4 separate regions of the Homo sapiens genome follow, and regions 1, 2 and 4 are each linked to region 3. Evidence: chromatin loops called from intact Hi-C (ENCODE). Cell type or tissue: GM12878. All regions are shown on one strand. Links, peaks and the distances in the headings refer to the core of each region. The heading gives the core; the rest is flanking DNA. Region 1 has its middle 31 kb from the start of APOBEC4. Region 2 overlaps RGL1 (ral guanine nucleotide dissociation stimulator like 1). Region 3 overlaps RGL1 (ral guanine nucleotide dissociation stimulator like 1). Region 4 has its middle 73 kb from the start of RGL1.

What was found. Hi-C counts contacts between places; a loop is a spot of excess contacts. Peaks named below come from ENCODE experiments on the same cell type or tissue, not always from the same donor. Only the 100,000 strongest peaks of a DNase experiment are listed, where the experiment ranks them.
Region 1: it touches region 3 in a loop (2.7-fold over the local background); 7 of 110 quality-filtered maps call a loop at or near these places.
Region 2: it touches region 3 in a loop (3-fold over the local background); 18 of 110 quality-filtered maps call a loop at or near these places.
Region 4: it touches region 3 in a loop (2.2-fold over the local background); 7 of 110 quality-filtered maps call a loop at or near these places.

What each region holds. Positions count from the first base shown.
Region 1 is chr1:183,682,047-183,687,566 of GRCh38, reverse strand. It overlaps a transcript of RGL1 not described here. Among named protein-coding and RNA genes, the nearest start is that of APOBEC4, 31 kb to the right of the region's middle. RefSeq lists an enhancer at 2,870-3,371. In GM12878, for the core only: a CTCF peak has its summit at 2,270 (motif pointing right); a DNase peak (open chromatin) is centred at 2,346.
Region 2 is chr1:183,894,992-183,900,511 of GRCh38, reverse strand. RGL1 (ral guanine nucleotide dissociation stimulator like 1) reads right to left here. Exons shown (of 18, transcript NM_001297671.3): 10 at 2,615-2,704; 11 at 276-362. Among named protein-coding and RNA genes, the nearest start is that of RGL1, 93 kb to the right of the region's middle. RefSeq lists an enhancer at 2,231-2,390. In GM12878, for the core only: a CTCF peak has its summit at 2,312 (motif pointing right); a DNase peak (open chromatin) is centred at 2,821; H3K4me3 peaks cover 1,089 bases; H3K27ac peaks cover 4,850 bases.
Region 3 is chr1:183,805,595-183,811,114 of GRCh38, reverse strand. It overlaps RGL1 (ral guanine nucleotide dissociation stimulator like 1), which reads right to left. Exons shown (of 18, transcript NM_001297671.3): 2 at 4,630-4,740. Among named protein-coding and RNA genes, the nearest start is that of RGL1, 3.2 kb to the right of the region's middle. RefSeq lists enhancers at 3,523-3,572, 4,316-4,375. In GM12878, for the core only: no CTCF peak of the experiment used is centred there; DNase peaks (open chromatin) are centred at 744 and 3,164; H3K4me3 peaks cover 4,906 bases; H3K27ac peaks cover 4,029 bases.
Region 4 is chr1:183,729,336-183,734,855 of GRCh38, reverse strand. It overlaps a transcript of RGL1 not described here. Among named protein-coding and RNA genes, the nearest start is that of RGL1, 73 kb to the left of the region's middle. In GM12878, for the core only: no CTCF peak of the experiment used is centred there; no DNase peak of the experiment used is centred there; H3K4me3 peaks cover 382 bases; H3K27ac peaks cover 695 bases.

The DNA of each region.
Region 1 (5,520 bases), core at 320-5,319, 120 kb after region 3:
ATCTCCCAAAAAGATCTCAGGGAGCATAAAATGCATTCAGCAAGGCCTAAGTGATACTGTATATCTAAGATAATAAGACTCTAATATCAATCTCAAGAACACATTATTAAATAAAAGTTTTTCAGTTCTTTCAACGCTATACAAAACAGCGCTGAGAAAACCAGCAAAGGAATAATTTTCCTGAATTCCCAACTACTGAACAAGCACCAGACTTCTTCTATTAATTAATTTGTTTGTTTACAGGTTCAACACGAAACCTACCTGCCAGCAGTGTTCTAGGTCTTGGGGATTCAGTGGTGACAAGATAAAAGTTTCTGCCTTGCAGAGCTTACATTCTAGAAGGAAAGTAAGACAGACAATAGATCCAAAAGCCAATAATACCAGATATTGTTAAATATAATGAAAAAAATAAAAAGGTAATAGAATAGCACATAATGGTGATGACAGACAGAGGGGAAGCAGGAAAACCAATTGGGATGTGATTATGTTAGCCTAGGTAAGAGATGAACTTATGTTAGGGAAACGTAGTTAGAATCAGCATGTGCTGATGGATTGATGTCACGCTTGAAGAAGAGAAAAACCAAAGGTTATTCCAAGGTTTGTGCTTAGGCAAATGGATAGCTAATGATGCCAATAGCTAAAATGGAGAAGTCTTTGGGAGAAAAAAGGTAGCGGTGAGGACATCAAGCATTCTCTTTATTGCCAAGTCAAGGTTTGAGATGGCACTGAGGCGGAGATGTATTTTTTTAAATTGCATATACAAGTCTGATGCTCAGGGGGGAAGGCAGGGCTAAAGATACAAATTTGAGAGTCATCTCAAATACAGATGGTATTTAAAGTCATGGGACCAGAAGAATTCACCTAGGTACAGGTATAATCAGAAGGGATTTAAATCGTGGCTAGTCACATGTTAGCTAACTTGGGCAAAGTCATTAAGCTTTCTACAACCTTTCTATGCATGGTTAATGTATATCTGAACATGCTAGGAAATCTGTATAGCACTACAGAGTGTTGTCATCCAGTGCCCAATAAATCCAACACTGCAGGAAGTGAGAAACAGCAAAACTAGGAATAAAAATCAAAATTTCCTATCAGGGTAATGAAATTCCCAGTTATCTTAGCAGACAAAAAAAACATATTGTCAGCAAATTTTCTGGAAGAAAGTGCCACTGAGGGAAATGAAGATGGGGTGCCCCTACCTCTGACCAACTGAAAAGAGAAAATATTTTTATTAATAAATGCAGCAACTGAAAATAATACACCAGACTGTAAATGGTGATTATTTCCAGGGGTTAAGTTTATCAGGAATGATTACTTTAATATCTGAACTTGCATCATGAACATATATTACTTTTATAATTTGAAAAAGAAAGTGACACAAAAGGGCAATAAAATAAAGAGGAATGACTTCTGAAAATAATGTTGATTCGGCATGACATATATAACTAATGAAAAAAATAGTAACCCATGAACTATTTTCAAGATGATCCAGTGTGAGACTTGGAATTACCAATGGATTACTAATACTGGTCTAGTTAGTGATTTGTGCTAAACTCTCTAAACTAATATGTGTTGATAACGTAAAAAGCAAAATATGAATTGAATAAATATTTTTGCAAGGTGCTGGGGATTTTAAATGTAATTATTCTAGAAACTACAATGGTCCCACGTATTTAACTATCACAGACTTGGAACTAATGAATAGGTAAACATTATTTTTTCCAGTTGGATTCATCAATATTTGTTAACTGTTGAAAAGAATTTTCAAAAGCAGCAGACAAGCTAAAGAACACAAAATTACTGTATTACCACATGTTAGGTCTGAAGGAAACAGGATTATTATCTGATCATATACTTGCCATGCTTTGACTTATCTATAGCTGCTTACCTTATTATGTTATAGATATATCCAATTTAACCTATAATACTAGGTTTTATTACACATTAGAGCTGCTGCTAGAGAAAATGTTTCATGTACTATAATCTTTTTGAAATTATAACTGTAGTTTTTAATATTACATACAGTAACATTTAATGTAATTGTATGTAACATTAAAAGCTCAACATTAAAAGGTCTTGTAGAAAACTGTAGTCTTTGCCACATTTGTAAAGGAAGAACCTCCTCTGATTATATAAACCCAAAGTCTTAAAATGGTGAGAAATACCTTTTACATTCTATGTAAATCACTGAGCATAGAGTAGAATTTCTTAGTCTCCCAGATCCCATGCGGGTGCCTCTAATTGTAATTCAAGGTATTTACCACAAGATGGCACTGCTGATCCTATTCATAACCAGGCTGCTGGCGTTTCCTTTCCATGTTTCACACTAAGCTTAAGAATCTTTGTTATTAGCAAAATTAAAGTTCTTGAGTTAAAGAACGTTTAAGCATTTTAAATAGGAAAAAAAAAGCCAATGTAGAATGTTCTGTACTGTATACATTTCTCCAATTTCCATTACTCTAAATCAAGTGGTCAAGATAAAGTTTTAAATATATAACTACATATAAAAATAAATGTAAATAGAAGATGGCCAAATAAAAACAGCTCTGGTCTGTAGCTTCCAGCAAGATCAACGCAGAAGGCGGGTGATTTTCTGCATTTCCAACTGAGATACCTAGCTCATCTCACTGGGACTGGTTAGACAGTGGGTGCAGCCCATGGAGGGTGAGCCGAAGCAGGGTGGGGGCGTCCTCTCAACCAGGAAGCACAAGTGATCAGGGAACTCCTTCCCCTAGCCAAGGGAAGCTGTGAGGGACTGTGCCATGAGGGACAGTGCACTCTGGCCCAGACACTACGCTTTTCCCATGGTCTTCGGAACCCACAGACCAGGAGATTCCCTCGGGTCCCTACACCACCAGGGCCCTGGGTTTCAAGCACAAAACTGGGCAGCCATTTGAGCAGACACCAAGCTAGCTGCAGAAGTTTTTTTCATACCCCAGTGGCGCCTGGAACACCAGTGAGACAGAACGGTTCACTCCCCTGGAAAGGGGGCTGAAGCCAGGGAGGCAAATGGTCTAGCTCAGTGGATCCCACCCCCATGAAGCCCAGAAAGCTAAGATCCACTGGCATAAAATTCTTGCTGCCAGCACAGCAGTCTGGAGTCGACCTGGGACGCTCGAGCTTGGTGGAAGGAGGGGCAGCACAGAGGCCTGTTAGAAGGAAAACTAACAAACAGAAAGGAATAGCATAAACATCAACAAAAAGGTCATCCACACAAAAACCCCATCCAAAGTCACCAGCATCAAAGACCAAAGCTGGATAAATCCATGAAGATGAGGAAAAACCAGCACAAAAAGGCTAAAAGTTCCAAAAACCAGAATGCCTCTTCTCCTCCAGAGGATCACAACTCCTCGCCAGCAAGGGAACAAAACTGGATGGAGAATGAGTTTAATGAATTGACAGAAGTAGGCTTCAGAAGGTGGGTAATAACAAACTCCTCCAAGCTAAAGGAACATGTTCTAATCCAATGCAAGGAAGCTAAGAACCTTGAAAAAAGGTTAGAGGAATTGCTAACTAGAATAACCAGTTTAGAGAAGAACATAAATGACCTGATGGAGCTGAAAAACACAGCACGAGAACTTTGTGAAGCATACACAAGTATCAATAGCCAAATTGAACAAGCGGAAGAAAGGATATCAGAGAGTGAAGATCAACTTAATGAAATAAAGTGTGAAGACAAGATTAGAGAAAACAGAATGAAAAGGAACAGACAAAGCCTCCAAGAAATATGGGACTATGTGAAAAGACCAAACCTACATTTGATTGGTGTACCTGAAAGTGACAGGGAGAATGGAATCAAGTTGGAAAACACTCTTCAGGATATTAGCCAGGAGAACTTCCCCAAACTAGCAAGACAGGCTAACATTCAAACTCAGGAAATACAGAGAACACCACAAAGACACTCCTCGAGAAGAGCAACCCCAAGACACATAATCGTCACATTCACCAAGGTTGAAACAAAGGAAAAATTTTTAAGGGCAACCAGAAAGAAAGGTCGGGTTACCCACAAAGGGAAGCCCATCAGACTAACAGTGGATCTCTTGGGTGAAACTCTACAAGCCAGAAAAGAGTGGGGACCAATATTCAACATTCTTAAAGAAAAGAATTTTCAACCCAGAATTTCATATCCAGCCAAACTAAGCTTCATAAGCAAAGGAGAAATAAAATCCTTTACAGACAATCAAATGCTGAGAGATTTTGTCACCACCAGGCCTCCCTTACAAGAGCTCCTGAAGGAAGCACTAAATATGGAAAAACTGGTACCTCCCACTGCAAAAACATACCAAATTGTAAAGACCATCAACACTATGAAGAAACTGCATCAACTAATGGGCAAAATAACCACCTAGCATCATTATGACAGAATCAAATTCACACATAACAATATTAACCGTAAATGTAAATGGGCTAAATGCCCCAATTAAAAGACACAGACTGGCAAATTGGATAGAGTCAAGACCCATCAGTGTGCTGTATTCAAGAGACCCATCTCACATGCAGAAACACACATAGGCTCAAAATAAAGGGATGGAGAAATATATACCAAGCAAATGGAAAGCAAAAAAAAAAAGAAGGGGTTGCAATCCTCGTCTCTGATAAAACAGACTTTAAACCAACAAAGATCAACAAAGACAAAGAAGGGCATTACATTATAATAAAGGGATCAATGCAACAAGAAGAGCTAACTATCCTAAATATATACGCACCCAATACAAGAGCACCTAGATTTATAAAGAAAGTTACCAGAGACCTACAAAAGAAACTTAGACTCCCACACAATAATAGTGGGAGAACTTAACACCCCACCGTCAATCTTAGACAGATCAATGAGACAGAAAATTAACAAGTATATTCAGGACTTGAACTCAGCTCTGGACCAAGCACATCTAATAGACGTCTACAGAACTCTCCACCCCAAATCAACAGAATATACATTCTTCTCAGCACCTCATCGCACTTATTCCAAAATTGACCACATAATTCAAAGTAAAACACTCCTCAGCAAATGCAAAAGAACAGAAATCATAAAAAACAGTCTCTCAGAACACAGTGCAATCAAATTAGAACTCAGGATTAAGAAACTCACTCAAAAGCGCACAACTACAAGGAAACTGAACAATCTGCTCCTGAATGACTACTGGGTAAATAACAAAATGAAGGCAGAAATAAAGATGTTCTTTGAAATCAATGAGAACCAAGACAACGTACCAGAATCTCTGGGACACATTTAAAGCAATGTGTAGAGGGAAATTAATAGCACTAAATGCCCACAGGAGAAACCAGGAAAGATCTAAAATTGACACACTAACATCACAATTAAAAGAACTAGAGAAGCAGGAGCAAACAAATTCAAAAGCTAGCAGAAAACAAGAAATAACTAAGACCAGAGCAGAACTCAAGGAGATAGAGACACAAAAAACCCTTCAAAAAAATCAATGAATCCAGGAGCTGGTTTTTTGAAAAGATTAACAAAATAAATAGACCACTAGCCAGACTATTAAAGAATAAAATAGAGAAGAA
Region 2 (5,520 bases), core at 126-5,125, 90 kb before region 3:
TAATAATTGTCATCTCCCATGTTCTCTCAATGCATTTGTTTGAATTTCGATTATTACTATCGTTCACTGCTTATTTTGATATATTAATTACTTCCACTGGATTTTGAGCCACTTCTGGTGTTAGTCTTTGGTGTTATTCTTTGTATTCCTCCTAACAGCTAGCACAATGCCATGTACTTTTGGACCTTCAAAAGATACTAAGAGAAGTTAACTACTCTTTAGGGTATCCAGTGGGAAGGCTGCAGGCCCGATCACACCACCCACATGGAACTCACCTCGATGTAGTCCTGAAGGGCAGTGTCAAGCATGGTCAGGTCAGTCAGGAAGGTGCCCAGGTAGGGCACAGTTCCCTGCATCACACCCTGAAGAGCATCCAAAGCAAAACTGTCTTTATTGTCATTGAAAAGTTGAGGGGTTTTAGGAATCTTCAAGCTGGAGCAAATGGATGTATTCAAGGCCTAACTGCGGGCCAGTGGTGCTAACCTCCATGAATAACATTTTTTAAATTTCTACACAAATAGGATAGAAACTCCATGATCTAATATCTAACTTGTGAAATCATGAAAACCAAGCCTCAAAGCCAGGAGATCATACACATCTGTTCAAAAGTGTTGACTGTGGGGTTTATGTTTTGCTTTGGCTCAAGTGAGAAGGATGTCTGTTCTCTTTCAGAGCATGGGGACATTCCTGGTAGTTGGGGATGGCACTGGATAGTCATTGCCTCACCATTGGCTGTTGTACACAGAGAAGTATGTACCACAAAAGCATGGGGCATCACTATTAATATAACCCCTTGGGCTAGACTTGGTGACTAACTCTCAAATAATAGAGGAGGGAAAGAGAAAAACAGTAACTTCTGAGGAAGAACCTGGCAAACTCTTCCTTAACCAAGTAATAAAGATCAACATCATTCGTGTCACCATCAACATGACACCAGATGTCACGCTGAAACCATTCATTCACTCCTTGATGTGATGTGATGAGAAGGGCACTTTACTCTGTGATATTCTTTCTAAAAATCCAGAAGCTCAGTCTAATCACTAGAAAACAGCAGACAACCTCAAACTGTGGAACATTCTACAGAATACCTGGATAGACCCCTTAAGACAACCAAGGTCATAAAAAACAGTCAAGAAAACACTGTCGTAGACCTGAAGAGACAGGGGTGACAGACAACAAAATGCAGTTGGTATGCCGGATTGGGTCCTGGAACAGATAAGAAGATACTAGTGGAAAACTGGTGAAATCCAAACAAAGTCTAGATTTTAGTTAATAGTATTATGCCAGTGTCAGTTTCTTAGTATTGACAAATGTGCTATGGTTTTAGAAGATGTTAACAATGAGGGAAACTGCACTTCTAGCTTTGCAGCTTTTCTGTAAATCTAAACTTATTCCAGAATAAAAAGTTGGAAATGAAGGTGGAGGCACTTCTACCTACAACTGCAGGGATACACTATATTCATTTCACTAAATCTCCTTTAAAATCATCTCTCTTCTTCAGTAAGCCACCAAGGCACTAAACATCCTAAAGGAAAAGTAAAAAGCGGTCCCCATGGATCCCTTATCCTAAATCTCATCAAGCCAATTCTGGAAATTTTGGCAGAACACAAAGCCTCAAACAGGGTAAAGCCAGGCTGCTTGACATGAGGCTGGCTGCTTCCTCAGCCAGAACTGCTTTGTGAGGTTCATACCAAGGAGGGTTTTGTCCTTCAGGAACTCACTGTCAGCTGCAGTGTGTCCTTCCCATTCTGTGTACAAGGTCTCATCCTGTACTAAAATAATCTATTTTTTTGGTAACAGCTATTTTTAGCTTGTCTTTGAACAACCAAAAAAGTTTGTAACACTGTGAATGTTTTATAGGCTTCATGTTGCGGAAGAGTCCTATCATTCAAAAACATTTCTTACTTACGTTGAGCTTTCCAAAGAAAGAGAAAACCCTCTTAAAGCAGAATATTTAGAGTTTGTCAGTCTCTAATCTCCTCCCTCTGGTCTTCCACACTTTATGCTAACAGTCAGAAGTTTAAAATGAAGCTAAAGTTGATAATACCTATCTTTCAGTCTTCAGGAGGGAGGCATGATGCTCCTTTAAATATTGAAAAACTATAAAGATTTGGTTAGCCTTGGGATTAGTAAGGAGAGCTGGGCAATGGCTAGATTAGAACAAATGAAAAGATCTCTGAGTACAAGGACCAGGGCCCTGTGGAGAAGACACTCTTTCTCCTTGGTCACCATGTATCAGAAGCTGACTACAGTAGGAAGCTCAGGAGGCCCTCAGGCCAAGGTGGAGCAGCTTCTAAGTGCAGGAGGGGGCGGAAGAGACTGCAAGAGGGAGGAAGTCGACCTGCTGTAGACTCCCCCTCACCTTCAGAAAACAACTTTGCCAGAAAACAGGATTTGCCACCCAGTGCTTACTTCCTACTAGTTGAATGAGGGTAATCATCTCTCTCCTATAGACCTCCCAGGGCTGCTGAGAACAAATGGGGTAGAGAATGGGAGACCCTTTCTGAAAGCCTGGGTGCCCTGTTGACTGAAGGTGCCAGTGCCATGTGGGAGCCCAGACGCACACGGCCCTTCTCCTCTGTGAGCTGTCAGGGAAGACGAGGGCCAGACATACCATGTCCTTCTGGAGCTGCAGCCGCCTCTGGGTACGCTTCTGGTTTTCTTTCACACTGCTGTCCAGGTTTGCAAATTTTGAGGTTCCTTCCTGAGAAACAGAAATGCACACAGAGGGAATTGATACAGGATGCCACAATGGTAAGAAGTAAAGAGGCATCTAGTTTCTCGCACACAACCCTGCATAACTCTCGCTCGGAACACCATGCAAAATGAAGAGGCCTCCAGCAGGCTCTCACGATGTATATTATGCAAATACTTGGCTGGCTTGTTGCAAGTTGCCTATTTATAACGAGGCTGGTGGACTTGGATTTTCTTGTTCTTCCCCCAACTTTGTTTTTTTTTTTTTTGAGACGAAGTCTCACTCTGCTGGGAAGGCTGGAGTGCAGTGGCGCAATCTCAGCTCACTGCAACCTCTGCCTCCCAGGTTCAAGTGATTCTCCTGCCTCAGCCTCCCGAGTAGCTGGGATTAGAGGAATGCGCCACCACCTGGCTAATTTTTATATTTTATTTTATTTTTTGTTTTTAGTAGAGATGGGGTTTCGCCATGTTGGCCAGGCTGGTCTTGAACTCCTGATCTCAGATCATCCACCTGCCTCAGCTTCCCCAAGTGCTGGGATTACAGGCATGAGCCAGCCACCACACCTGGCCTTCCCCTTACTTTGTAAGAAGATCACCTGATTTGGTTATGAAAGCAATCATCAATACAAGCCAGGCAATTCTCATAAATGAAGACATTTTTACAGATCCCAAATTAAACTCAAAGTAATCAGATATCCTGAAAACAAAGATCGACTTCCTCAGTACATTTTGTGATTTCTCGATCTTGGCCTGAAATGGATGTGCCAGCATTCTGTGAAAGAAAGGGACTACTTCTGTAGCATTTCTTAGCTAAATGAAACTTTTGCACCGGAAGTTTTCTGAGGAAGTCCAATATTGTACTACATGACCAATCCATAAAAGTCGAACTTTCACACATCCCCAGCCCCCAGTCAGTTCTTCTAAATTGCCTCTCAGGTTTGGAACTCTTACAAATCAATCCTTCCTCCTGGTGCCTGAGGACACATGGCTACCCTTTCTCTCCTCCTGTCTATTGTAACAACAAACTCTTCTATATAATGAGTAATCATGAGTTTGCTGACTGAACATTAAGTGCTTTTGCGGTTTTGGGGTCTTGTTAAGTTCTCATTTTCCAGGAACTGCATGAATGGGGGGGTAAATTGCACAATTCAGTAGTATATAACTTCTACACTAGTTTTTCCTTAGTCACTTTTCCTGAGATTTATGTATTACCATAGCACGTGACCTTCCACTACTGTACAACCACAAAAGGGTTTTTTTCAGTGGCTTGGCCTTGCTGATAGTGATAGAGCATCAACATGTTCCATCTCTCAGCCTTAACTCAGGTCCCAGGTACACTACTGGGACAGAACCCACAGTGACTCATTACCTATTTAAGTTCTTCCCATCACAAATGATAATAAAGAGAGCCACTATTTAATGATCTCCCATTCATAGTTTTTCACAGGGATGAATGAAAATAGCCTATACTGGACATGGCGGCATGCGCCTGTAATCCTAGCTACTCAGAAGGCTGAGGCAGGAGGGTCGCTTGAGCCCAGGAGTTCAAGTCCAACTTGAGCAACATAGTGAGACCCCACCTCTAAAAAAAAGAAAGCAGCCTAATATGCGCCTTTCCTGTGCTAGATAGTTGTGAGTCCTCCGAAATTCTTGAGAATTTGCTTAGAGTGAGAAATCAATTATGTCTGACTTGAATAAGAGTGCCCACCTCTTTCCGGTGTGTAGGTCCTTCTGGTCTCCCTCCAGTATGTCAGTTATGGGCAGAGGAATAATGTATCATAAGTTATTGTAGACATGGCTAAAATTCCTAAAGAGAATTTCTGAAAAGTTCAAAGGCTCCTAAGAATCACAGAATAACAGAGGTGAAAGGGATCTCAAAAGAGCACTTAAGACAACCTCCTCATTAGATAGGAGAGAGAAACGCCTGAGATGGGGAGCTACAAGACTTGTTGATTCCATGACTTTATGATTTCATGAGAATGAGATTCCATCCCTGCTAGAGATCTAAAAAGACCGACGAGTCCCTATTATTCCAAATGAGGTGTCAACTGAAAATCCACTTACCTGCCACATCCAGCAGTTTCAGTTTTTCCTTCCTCAGCCCCAAATCTCCTACTCTGCAATGTCGCACAACACCAATCCCTTGAACCTTCTTGAAAGTTTTCATAGGTTTTTGTGACTGTATCACTCATTCTCTCCCCCTGCCTCCTCTGCTGTTCTCATATTCTCTTAGTGATTCTTCTTTTTGTCAAAGTTATCCTCTTGTTTTCTGCTGTACTCATGTCTTTGGAAATACTATCCAATCTCATGATTTTAATCATCACCTATGTTTGGATAAATGCCAAATCTCCCTCTTCCTCCATCAATCTCCTTCTCCCTCTCTCTCTCCTTTTATCTCCCCCTCTGCCCTTCTCTTCCCTCTCCGTCTCTTAGTGCAAATGGCTTGCTTAAGTCTCACCTTTTCTTTATAACCATCTTTAGCAGAGTTCAGCTACCCTCATCCATGCTGTTCTTGGGCTTCAGAGGGCCCTCTTCTACTAGGTCTAGATGGAACTTGTCTACTGGACTCTGGATCCATCTCCATAAATGTTGGTTAACTTAAGCTCAGTAGCTACCAGCAATTATAGCTCAGAACTGTCACAGTTGTAACAGACTCTTGCTCTAACTTTGAGTTTAGCATGTTTTGGAGTGTCACTGAACATACGTCTCCATCAGGGTTGAATTTCTGGGGCTTTCTAGCAGTCCTTTATATAAAGTCAACCGAAAAAATTCTTACCAAGAATCATGAGAACCAAGATTTGCTGGCATTCTGCTTTCTTCCCTGAT
Region 3 (5,520 bases), core at 323-5,322:
TTTGTAAGTGAACATCTTCATGTAGACTTTGTTTTAAATGAGAACCAACTATGCATTCATACTTATAAAAACAATATTAGTCCCCCAAAGAAGGATGAGGCATGACCTATTCATTCAACAAACATGTATTGAGTTTCTGCCAACTAGATGGCCATGGTTGCAAGCTTACAGTCTAATGGAAGATAACAAACAAGTAAACAGGCAATTACAACAGAGTGAGGTAAATGCACAACAGTGAGACGCAGAATGCCTCTGGAGCACACAGAAGGGACGCCTCATCCAGAGCTGGGGGATTAGAGAAGGCTCCCAGAAGTGAAATTAGCTGAAAACTCCAGGAACTGTATGCCATTTGAAGGCAACATGGATAGCAACACCATGAAAATGCCAGGTAGAGTCAATCTAAATAGAACATCCAAGTGAGAGTCAACTTCTCAATCCAGATGTGACAAATGGTTATCTTACCACAGTCCCCACATAACCCATGATTGGCCACAATTTGCCCAAATGCCACGTTCTATGACCTAATGTTTCTAGGTTCTTTTATTTCTACATATATTCAACTTTCTCCATTCTATTTCCCTCTCTTTACCAGACTCCCATCTATCTTGCATTTCAACTCAGTCCCACAAACATTTATCAAGAGCCTATGTGGGAAACGGTGTGACAAACACTGGACACAGGGCAGAAAGGCCTCAGTGCCCCACCACAAGGACTGCATGACCACAGAAGTACAGGACTAAGAAGAGCCACGTGACTAACCACTGATCATTCCACTGCCCACAAATTTTGCAGAAGTGACCTAGCACTCACAATCTTGCTTGTAAAAAAAATATCCTCACTTGGAACTTATCTTAGGCTGACATGTTTTTTGGACCCTGAGTCTGTCATATTCTGAAGACAACAGCATGAACTTCTGACACCAAAGCCCTTCCCAAACAGTTGAATTCTTTTCCTCTGTCCCTTTGAGTATTCATCCTGAAATGTTACACTTCCTGCTTCCAGAGGATACTGATATTTTCTTAACTCTTTTCTATATTATTCACTGTCCATATACAACCACAACACTGGGACCAAAGACAAATAACAAGTTTTGACACTTTGCTCTTCCAAAAATCACAAGATAAGTGAATGTCTGGGTGAAATTACTTCTTTTTTTAAGAGACAGAGTCTCACTCTCTCACTCAGGCTAGAGTGCAGTGGTGCAATCATGGCTCGCTACAGCCTTGACCACCCTGGCTCACGCGATCCTCCCACCTCAGCCTCCCAAGTAGCTGGGACTACAGGCACACACCACCACACTCAGCTAATTTTTTAATTTTATTTTTATTTTTAGTAGAGACAGGGTCTTGCTATGTTGCCCAGGCTGGTCTTGAGCTCCCAGCCTCAAGCAAATTAGCCTGCCTTGGCCTCTCAAAGTGCTGGGATTACAAGAATGAGCCACTGTGCTAGGCTCGGAATTGCTCTTTAATGTCTCTTCCAATCCTAAGATTTTTTAAATTTTGTGACATAATTGAAGTCATTTTTCTTCGAGAATTATAGGTGGGTAAAATTATCCCAGCCAAAGATGTTATTGTAAAGGGAAAATGGGTCAGTATTTCAATAATATTTGGTTTTTCAAAGTTGCCAATATAATCTCACCGTCAATGGGCAAGGATGCAGCTGCACGTACAAGTAAACTGGGCCTGGGACATACTTGGTTGTAGTTTTCCAAACACAGAGTTTTACTTTAAAAGATCAACTGAACACAGAATTTAACAGACAAAATAAAAAAGAATGACCTAAATGTTTTGGACTGTATAATACTTCACATCTGAGGATATGTAATTATTTTGCTCTCCTCCCCAAAATTGAATCTTAATTATGTTTTGAGATCTGAATACTAGAAAATACAAAAATTATGTTCCATCTTTTAGGCATCTGGAATAAGCATTACAGACACGTAACAAAGCTATGCCTATCCTCACATGCTACATAACCTCATACGTATCTTCATATCTTCAATGCACCCTGCTTTAAACCTCCAAAATGGGGAGTTTATCAGTGAGATCATAGCTTCGCAACAAATATCTCAATTTGCAGCTCAAGTTATCATTCTAGACATGAAGAAAAGAAAGTTACATCTCTCCAGTCTTGCAACATTAGGGAAAAGCACACCCAAAGCATCCTCAGTCTTTTGAGCCAATGTTCTTTTCTACTACTATGGAAACAGCCTTAAGGTCCCAGGAAATTCTTCACAACAAAGAGCCAACCATCTGGATTTGAATCTGGTGTTTACCACTTCATAGCTGTGTGACCCTGGCAAACAATTTAACCTCTCTGGGCATTAGTCTCCTCATGTTAAAAAAAAAAAAAAGAGAGAGAGAGAGATCATCACAACACCACCTTCCTCAGAAGGTTGTTGTCATATTGCAATAATTTCCTCACCTGACCCCACTCTCTAGTAACTCTGAAACTAGTTACTTTGAAGAATTTTGAAAGGGTACTGGAATACAGGAAAACAAACATGGGGAAGCCACTCAGTTCTAAAGAGAAAGGTTTGTAATTGCTATGGCTCAATGGGTTGAGTCACATTTAATTAAGTCTGGAATTTTCAAGGACAAAAACAGAACTTCCCAACAGGACACCTAAGACAAGAAAACACGTAGATTAGAGCTGGAGAGCCCCTAGGAACTTGCAATAAAGGAGTAGGCTGGTAGCAGTAAATCACACTTTGTTGAAATGGGGGCGAGGGGGACAGATTCCTCCATCAACTAGAGCCAATCTTTTCACATTATCCTCCTTCTCAGTATTTCATATCTACTGTTGAATCCAGGGTGAATTAACTCTGAACTCTGTATAAATTTGAGAACACTGAGAGAAGGGAGAGAGAAGAAAAGAAGTGAAGTCTAGTGAAGAGAACAGTCAGTGGGGATTACTAAATAACTCTGAGCATCTAAATACATGACAGTTTGTAGATGTGGGGCCTACAGAGTGAACCCCTCCATTTCCAATGACTTACTCATAACTAATGTTGTATATGGCTGAAAACTAAAACAGTCACCCAAGCAAAGTCAGTCTCATTAGAAAGAGAGGAATAACCTGATACCAAAAAAATGTAATGACCCTTTTGAAGACAACTGGTTCAGAAGTTGTGAATCATTCTGAAATAGCTAGAGGCCAAACCACATGGACGCCACATTTAAATAAAATACATACACACAACCACCAAAAACAAAGTGATGACTTGTCAGAACTCTAGTTCTGCTTTCCCTATCAGGTCTGCTAGTGATATACATAATTAATTTTAAAATCATATTCTGAGTAAGGTAGGTACTTGGTAAGTGAAGACCTCTAGTTCTCACTGGAAAGCTCCTATCTTTCCAGACCACACCTGCAGATGTCATTAACAATTTCTGGCCCTCATGGGTGATACCTTGGCCCAAAGTACAGTAGCAGGAAAGGCCTGAGCTGAAGCAGCTGGGGAAGCCCAAAGCAATGAATGCCTGTGTCAGCAGACTCATGGCAGAGGAAGTGATTGCTGCCGGCCATGGGCCACCATCCTGCCTTAAACTCCCTGGAGTTACAAGTCACACGTTACCACTACTCTTAACAGGAGGCCCTGTGCAATTTTGTGTCCTATCCTCCTTCACACTCCACCTTTGAATGCTGCTCAAAATATTCTGAATTTTCAGAGACTCCAAGCCGCTAAAGATGGGATGCAAGTGCATAAATCTTCAACACTCTGAAGCCCATCGGCTAAAATAAGGCCAGCCAGGTGAAATCACACTCCACCCCCTCTATTCAGCCAACCATTATTTTCTTTCTCAAGGCTTTTTGGGTCGCCTCTCACCGCCTGGTCTGAGAACTACTTCTCCTTCCAGATCAAGAATCCCTTCATTCTTCCACATGTTTGACATTTGCCCAAGTAGTGATCCTGTCGCTGAGCTTTCCATTTCTCATATTCGCTTTATTTGGGATGTGTTGAAGGATCTACTAGGTGATACCTACAAACTTGCATGACCTCACCCAATATTTTACAATCTCAGTGGAAAAGAGTCCTGTTTACAGAAGCAGCATTTTTCCAAAGGCCCACCACTCTACACACAAAGTAGTGGGTACTAAGCATCCATTTGCCTCCTCCCAAGATATAGAAAAGAGATCACAATAGGAAATCTACCACCCCTCAAAGGATGCAGACTTGGAATGCTCTGTCTCCTGAGCAATCTGGGTACCTCCTAGAGATATAGGAGCAAGGCAGACGCTGACAGCATCAATTGGGGGAGGGCAGAGAGAGACAAGGGTGGCTTCTGGGCAAAGCTGCTTATGGCTCTTGTCTAAGAGAGTGCTGCTCTCTGGGCCTGTATTCTGTGTGTCATTTTCTGCCACTCCACCCCCAATCTATTTGCCAAAGACCTCAAGATGTTTCTAAGAGGTTCTGAATTATTGACAAACCTAGGGAAGATGCTTTTGAAAACATTAAATACAAAAAGAGACCTGTTCAGCTAGTGCAAACACTTGGTCATTAGCATTTTCCTTTTTAAAGCGAAAAGAGGAAAAAAAAAAAAGCCTGCCTCTGTTAAATAATAATGATATTCACAGAACGACAGACACTGAAATTCCAAAGTTCACCATCTCGCCAGCTTTACTCACCCCTAGCCATCTTGCTCCTTTATTGGCAGCCTGTTGAATCTGGACTCTTTTGAGGGTGACATGGTAAACAGCTCCTTCCTCTACCTCTTCACCCCAGTCCTGAATCGAGCTCTGCCAGGGACGGGATAAAGAGAAAGAAAAAGAGTATTTTTTTCCTCTCTGCTAACCACAATCTATCCCAGCTGCCTTGCTGCTTACAACAGCACTCAGGGCACAAGATGGGCTGTTCAAAATAAATATTACAATCCGCAATACAAGACACATTTTGATAGAGGGAATGCTGAGATTTTCTTGGCTTGCAGTCCCTTCCTGTGGTATCAGGATCCCCTGACTTTTCCATTTAGTTATTTCTCCTAGACTTGCTCACATATCTTAAATAGTTTTGTTTTGAAGTCTTTCTTTTTCTTTACAAAGAAACTAGATTAGTCCTGATTAACTTGTCCCCCTTAAGTGAAAGGAAAAATAATTCTTTGTAAAAAAAAAAAAAAAAAAAAAAAAAAAAAAAAAAAAAAAAGAAAAGAAAAGAAAAAGAAAAAGAAAAAAAGAAAAGAATAAGTCTGTACTTTTTAGAGTGGCTCGGTCATTGAAGAAACCAGATTTTAAACTCAGACACAAACAAGTGTTTAAAACGCCAAGAGTCCTCACTCCTTTGGAAGTGAAGTGGTTTGCTTGTCTTTTCTCCTCATTGTTTTGGAGCCCACAAAGTTAGCGGGGGTGGAAAGTTTTTATTTCCGTAAAATAATCTGGCAAGTGCAGAAAAAGCAACACATCATCAGGCAGCTTCTACTAAAATCTGTGCAGCGACCCCCTGGATTTCCATGTCCCCAGCTAAACCTGAGGTTTGTGTTAAAGAGCCGCTGGGACGCAGAAGCGCTCCGCGGTTCACCCACA
Region 4 (5,520 bases), core at 195-5,194, 76 kb after region 3:
GAGCTGAGATCACAAAAAAATATCCTTTAGCATTCTAAGAGAGATAGAGGGAATTCCAGGGGACTGCCTTTTTTATTGCCTATATTTTTATTACGATAAAAAGTTCAGTAATTATGTTGCTGGAAAGCATGAAACAAGACAAAACTGTAAATCACATGACTGTCCCAGGCTCAAATGTTTCACAATTCTGTAAACACCAGCTTTAACTGGCTGAATGAAGGCAAAATGCAAAAACCATTAGGAGAGCATCATCCAGTTCAATAGTCACAGGCTAATTTTTATCAAGTTGAAGGAAATTAAGCTGATTTAGATCATAGCAATCCTTTAGGTCTCAACAATAACAACAGCAACATTGACAACACAACCCTCTCCACCACAGTGCATTCAATATTTACTACACCAGATACTGGGCTAGCATGTTACAAGCCTCAGTTTATCCTCAGAAGCTCAAATCAAGAGAGATTATGGAATAAGCCTTAGGGTTTCTCTCCAGTTATCCTGACCCAGAGCTGTGCCCTCACCACTCCACTCCACTGCTATCCTTTAATAGTCAGTGTTCCACTTACAAAATAACATCATGTAGATGTTCAAAAATCTGAGTTCCTAGGAATCTGAGCTCTCGAAAGGATTCAGAGGTGGACTTCTCACGGGAGGAATGCAAAGATCTAGAAATGTTAGATTCACAGGGGAAAAAATCTGTTGAGTTTACCAGTTAATACACAAAATCATTTTAACTAGCTTCCGAATCGACTAGCCCTTCCACATTTCAGGTTAAAGAGCAATCTGTTCTCAATCTTTTACTTCACCATAAACAGAAATTGAATCTATTTAATTACAGTCACTTTACTAAGCCAGAGGAAAATGGAAGGTCCCAATGGGGAAAAACTCTTTCAAGAAAACACTTCTGGGAGAGCATGTAGAGTGAGCTGGCTCTAAGCCAATCCTTATCCCTTCTCACAGTCTCTAAGTAGCAAGAACACCATGATTTTCACATATACCATATACTGCCAAATATCATTCCTCCTTCATTTGATCAGATAACACCTTATCCCATTACAGAAGACCCTTTAATTAGTGTCACATAATAATGATCTAGTTAGTGTTGAAGACCAAAACACCAGTTTGCTAGATTAGCTAGGTGCAAGAAGCTTTATACACAGAGTAGCATTTTTATTCCTATCTAACTATGTTGTTCCTTCTCTGAATGGGAATAAATCCTCTGGAATGGAAATAAATCCTTGTAAGTGGTGCTAAGGACAAAGGAATTGGTCCAATACTCATCCAGCAGGGGAGAGGGCAGAAGCTATGTGCCTTAGTTAGAATGAGTTATACTACTACTGGCTCAACATGGCAAACCTTTCCCATGTGGGATCAAAGACTCAATAACCCAGATGAACACAGGAACACAGGGACAATGAAACCAAGGGGAAACCACTAGAGATGCTGCTTCCTGACGCTGCCTTTTGCATAGATCTTGTGACTTTTCCCTGATGACCTGGTGCCCAAAAGCGAATACAAAGTCAAAGCCATATCTTACAGAATCCTGAAAAACCCTCCCAAAGACTTGAGCTTGACATAACATAGTGACATTTTTATCAGTAAATTCAGTAAAAACTGTTGTGTTGGTCACGATCCATGTATACTCAAGAAGATACAATCCCTATTTTTAATGAGAGCCCCATTTGTCCTTTAGCAAACCCCGTAAGGACACTCCAACATTAAAAAAAAATTTGTTTCCATGTTTTTTTCCTCTTACTCAGAGCTCTGTGAGGGTGTACTGTACCATATAGAATGCATCCTGCATTCATAAATATATATCAGAGGAGAAGCAGCTGTTGAATTTAACCTCGATAGTCCATTAAGGATGAAACCCTCGCATTATTTTAGAGTGAACCAAAAGGTTTTAAGCCTAAATGAAGCCTTTGAGAACCAAATTCTACTCTCAAATTTCAAACGGATTTTCAAAACATGTTTAGAAACTGCTTTGCATAGCAACGGAGTCAGAGTATTTTCAACTCAGCCTATGGGAAGGACCTTACTGGGATACATTCAATGGTTACTCAATTAGAACCTATTTTTTTTCTTTAAAATTGCAAATATTCGTAGCAAAACCAAGCCTGGCTTTCTCATCAGGCCTTCACAATAGCACCAGCTGTTCATCACAGTCTTTCCAAGGGCTGCATTAAATGACTTGTGTACATCTGCGGGGCTTCTGTGTTTGATCCTAGATTATATTTTCACTAAGGTTAAGGGTTAGAGTTTTGACAGATGTGGCTGTGTTCTAATTGGCCCATTTTATCTGGCCCTTTTCCACACACATACAGTATTCGATAGCCAAGTTTGTGAAATGCCTCAATTTTGATACTAACAAATGAGGGGTGGATGGAATGTAGGGCTTGAGCACTCGGTTGGGTGTCGGCTTTAGTTTCAGAGTCCATATGAAATCCATGCCAACATCTGTCTGGGGGGAAAGAGGATCATTTCATTCCATGTTACCATTTCATTCCAACTGGGTTACAGTTTCTTTTCTCTTCCTTTTATTCTTCCCTCCTTAAACTTTTACAGGACTTTCCATTTTTTTCATTGCCACAGATTGACCTTGCTATTTCCCATAAACCAAAGTGTAAACTTGAACTAAGATTGTATCTTGCGTTCTGACACCTTAGCACAACAGCAATCATGCAAATATAAGATTTAGCATTCCTGACTTTCTAGCTGGAGGGTTAGTGGGCCAATCTGACTGACTATAACAAGATGGCAAATTTGCAGGGACATGACGTGTAGTTTCCTTAAATCTCACCTAGCACCATGCTGTCACAGGAAGGAAGAAGTCCCTAAAGTTTTACGTAGCTATAGCCTAATTATTGTGCGAGGTGTGTATGGGGCAGGGCGAAACAAAGATAAGTTAAGCCTGTGTTCTCCACTAATTGGCCCTTGAGCTGGGAGTTCTTAATCTCAATTCCTGGGAAGTCTACAATCGTATGAGAAGAAAGAGATACATTTCAAAATGATAGATTATATTTCAAACTGACAGGATAGGTGTTAGAAGAGAGAAATACACAAGTGTATTACACTGAGAGCTCTTTGAGGTAAGTATTAATTCCCCATCCAGATGAAACTGAAGCTCAGAGAAATTAAGTGAATTGCCCAAGGTCACAGAGCAGGGTCCAAATTTGAAAACAGATCTGTCTGACTTAGAACAAAGCTTTCATTTTCATTTTGTCATGGCCTTTCAAAATTTTCACAGAATTGTGGCCATGTTACTATTTGGCTTTGTAACTTTAATGCTTAAGGAGAAACACTAACTCTCTGTAATAAGGTAGCAGGGGAAAGGCCAAGAGGGTTATCTGAAATTGTGCTTCCTTATCTGTGCTACCTTTTCTACCAAAGCTGAGAGTCAGTTTCTTCTACCTCCCTTCATATTCTATTTTATCAGCTCCTCCACATTCTCTAGTGCCTATCACACTTCCTCTGCCCTGCCCTTCAAGAGCTAAATAATTATTCCACTACTAAAAAGAAGTGGCAGAAAACAGAAGCAAAAATTGGACAGTCAGTTATTTCACTTCTTATTCACATATGTAAATTTTTGCCACAGAAATATGGTAACCTGTAAGTCTAGTTATTTTTAAGCCTTCTTTAAAACAACATATGGAATCTATTATAATATTCAATGACTTCACTTTTGCTTCTGCTCTAGAGATTGATGGGTTTATGATTTATAGCTCAAGTGAATTCAATTCTCAGGTTCATTGCTCCAATTTTGGTTGACATTGTTTCTGGATACCACAAAGATATTAATTGTTAACTTCATTGTGTACTGAAAAATGACTTATACACTTGCAAAACTTAAGTGGACTCAGAGTTACAACTTCTATGCACCCACTCCATTTGTCCACTTCAGACGGGACAAAAAGAAAGTGTGTTTTACTCTTTTGTGTGCCCTTAAAAGGAATTCGAGGCTTGTTACTTTGAAAGCATAATATCATGAACAGGATGAAGTATAGTGAAATTAGATCCAAATAGTTTTGAGGTCTTACCTGAGAAATAAGTACATTGATTAAGTCAGCCTAGAAATCTGTCAACAGCCTGCCTGGGTGAAGGTTGATTAAATCTCTCCCTCCTTCCCTGTTTCATTGCCACAGACCTCCAGAGTTGTTTAGATTCTACTCTAGTTCCTACTGGACCAATTAGTCAAAATTATGTTCTGTACTCTCCAAATTAAAATCTGGCAACACTAGCCTTCCATGTATAATGGACTGTCATAGTTGGTTTCCTGTAACCACAGAGGAAATTGAAATAGAAAGGCAGGGGCTTAGATACATTCAAGCAGTACATTAGCAGTGACATCAATTTTAAATATAAGAGTCCCTGACGCTTTAGTCTGAGCCACTGAGCCAACCTAACACACTCACTCCATTATCTCAGAGAGGGGAGGTAGTGAGTTTTGTGGTCCTCTGAAAGAGACCTGTGGCCGAAACACACCATGTTAGCACCTTCCTCTGGGTCCAGCTTGGGACTTCTAGGAGGGAACCCTGGCTCTTGGTCTTAGCCAGTATTTAAGTGGGAAGTTGCTTTGTATTACAGCCAAGAGTCACAGGAATGCCTGACACAGTGCCCAATATGGAACAGGCTTTATACTATGGAGAAATTGTCAACACCTTTATAATGTTTCCCTTTACTGACTCCAAGATGTTGCCCCTCAAAAACAGCAACTACTACATACAAGCACAATTTTAATGAGGGATAGTTTACATATCTCATGTTAAGGGTATATTCTATGACTTTTGACAAATAGTATACACCCATGTTACCACTGCTAAAGTCAAGATTAGAACATTTCCATTACTTCAAAAGATCATTCTCTTAAGCCCCTTCCCAGCCGATCTCACCCTATCACTGGCCCCGGGCAACCATGAACCTGCTTTCTGTAAATATATGTTAAGTTTTTCTTTTCTAGAGGTTTATATTGAATATCATACAATACCTACTTTTTTTTCGGTCTTCTTTCACTTACCACATTTATTTTGAGATTCATCTATGTTGGTACATGTTTAAATAGTTTGTCCTTTTCAGTACTAAGTAGTATTCCATTGTTAAACATTTTATTTATACATTCACCTGCTGATGGACATTTGTGTTGTTTCCAGTTTGGGTTACTTTAAATAAAGTGAAAGAACACTTGTGTACAACTCTTTTTGTGGACACATGCTTTCATTTCTCTTGGATAAACACCTAAGAGTAGAATTGCTGAATCTTATGGTAAATCTATGTTTAACTTTATAAGAAACTGCCAAAACTGTTTTCCAAAGTGGTTGTACAATTTTATATTCCCATAAGCGGTGTATGCAGGAAAATCTCAGTGGTTTCATATCCTCATCAACAGTTAGTATTTGGGGTCCTTTTAATTTTAGCCACTCTAATGTTCTAACGGATGTGTAGTGATATCACATTGTGGTTGTAATTTTCATTTCCCTAATGATGAATGATATTGAGCATCTAGTCATGGATATATTGGCTATC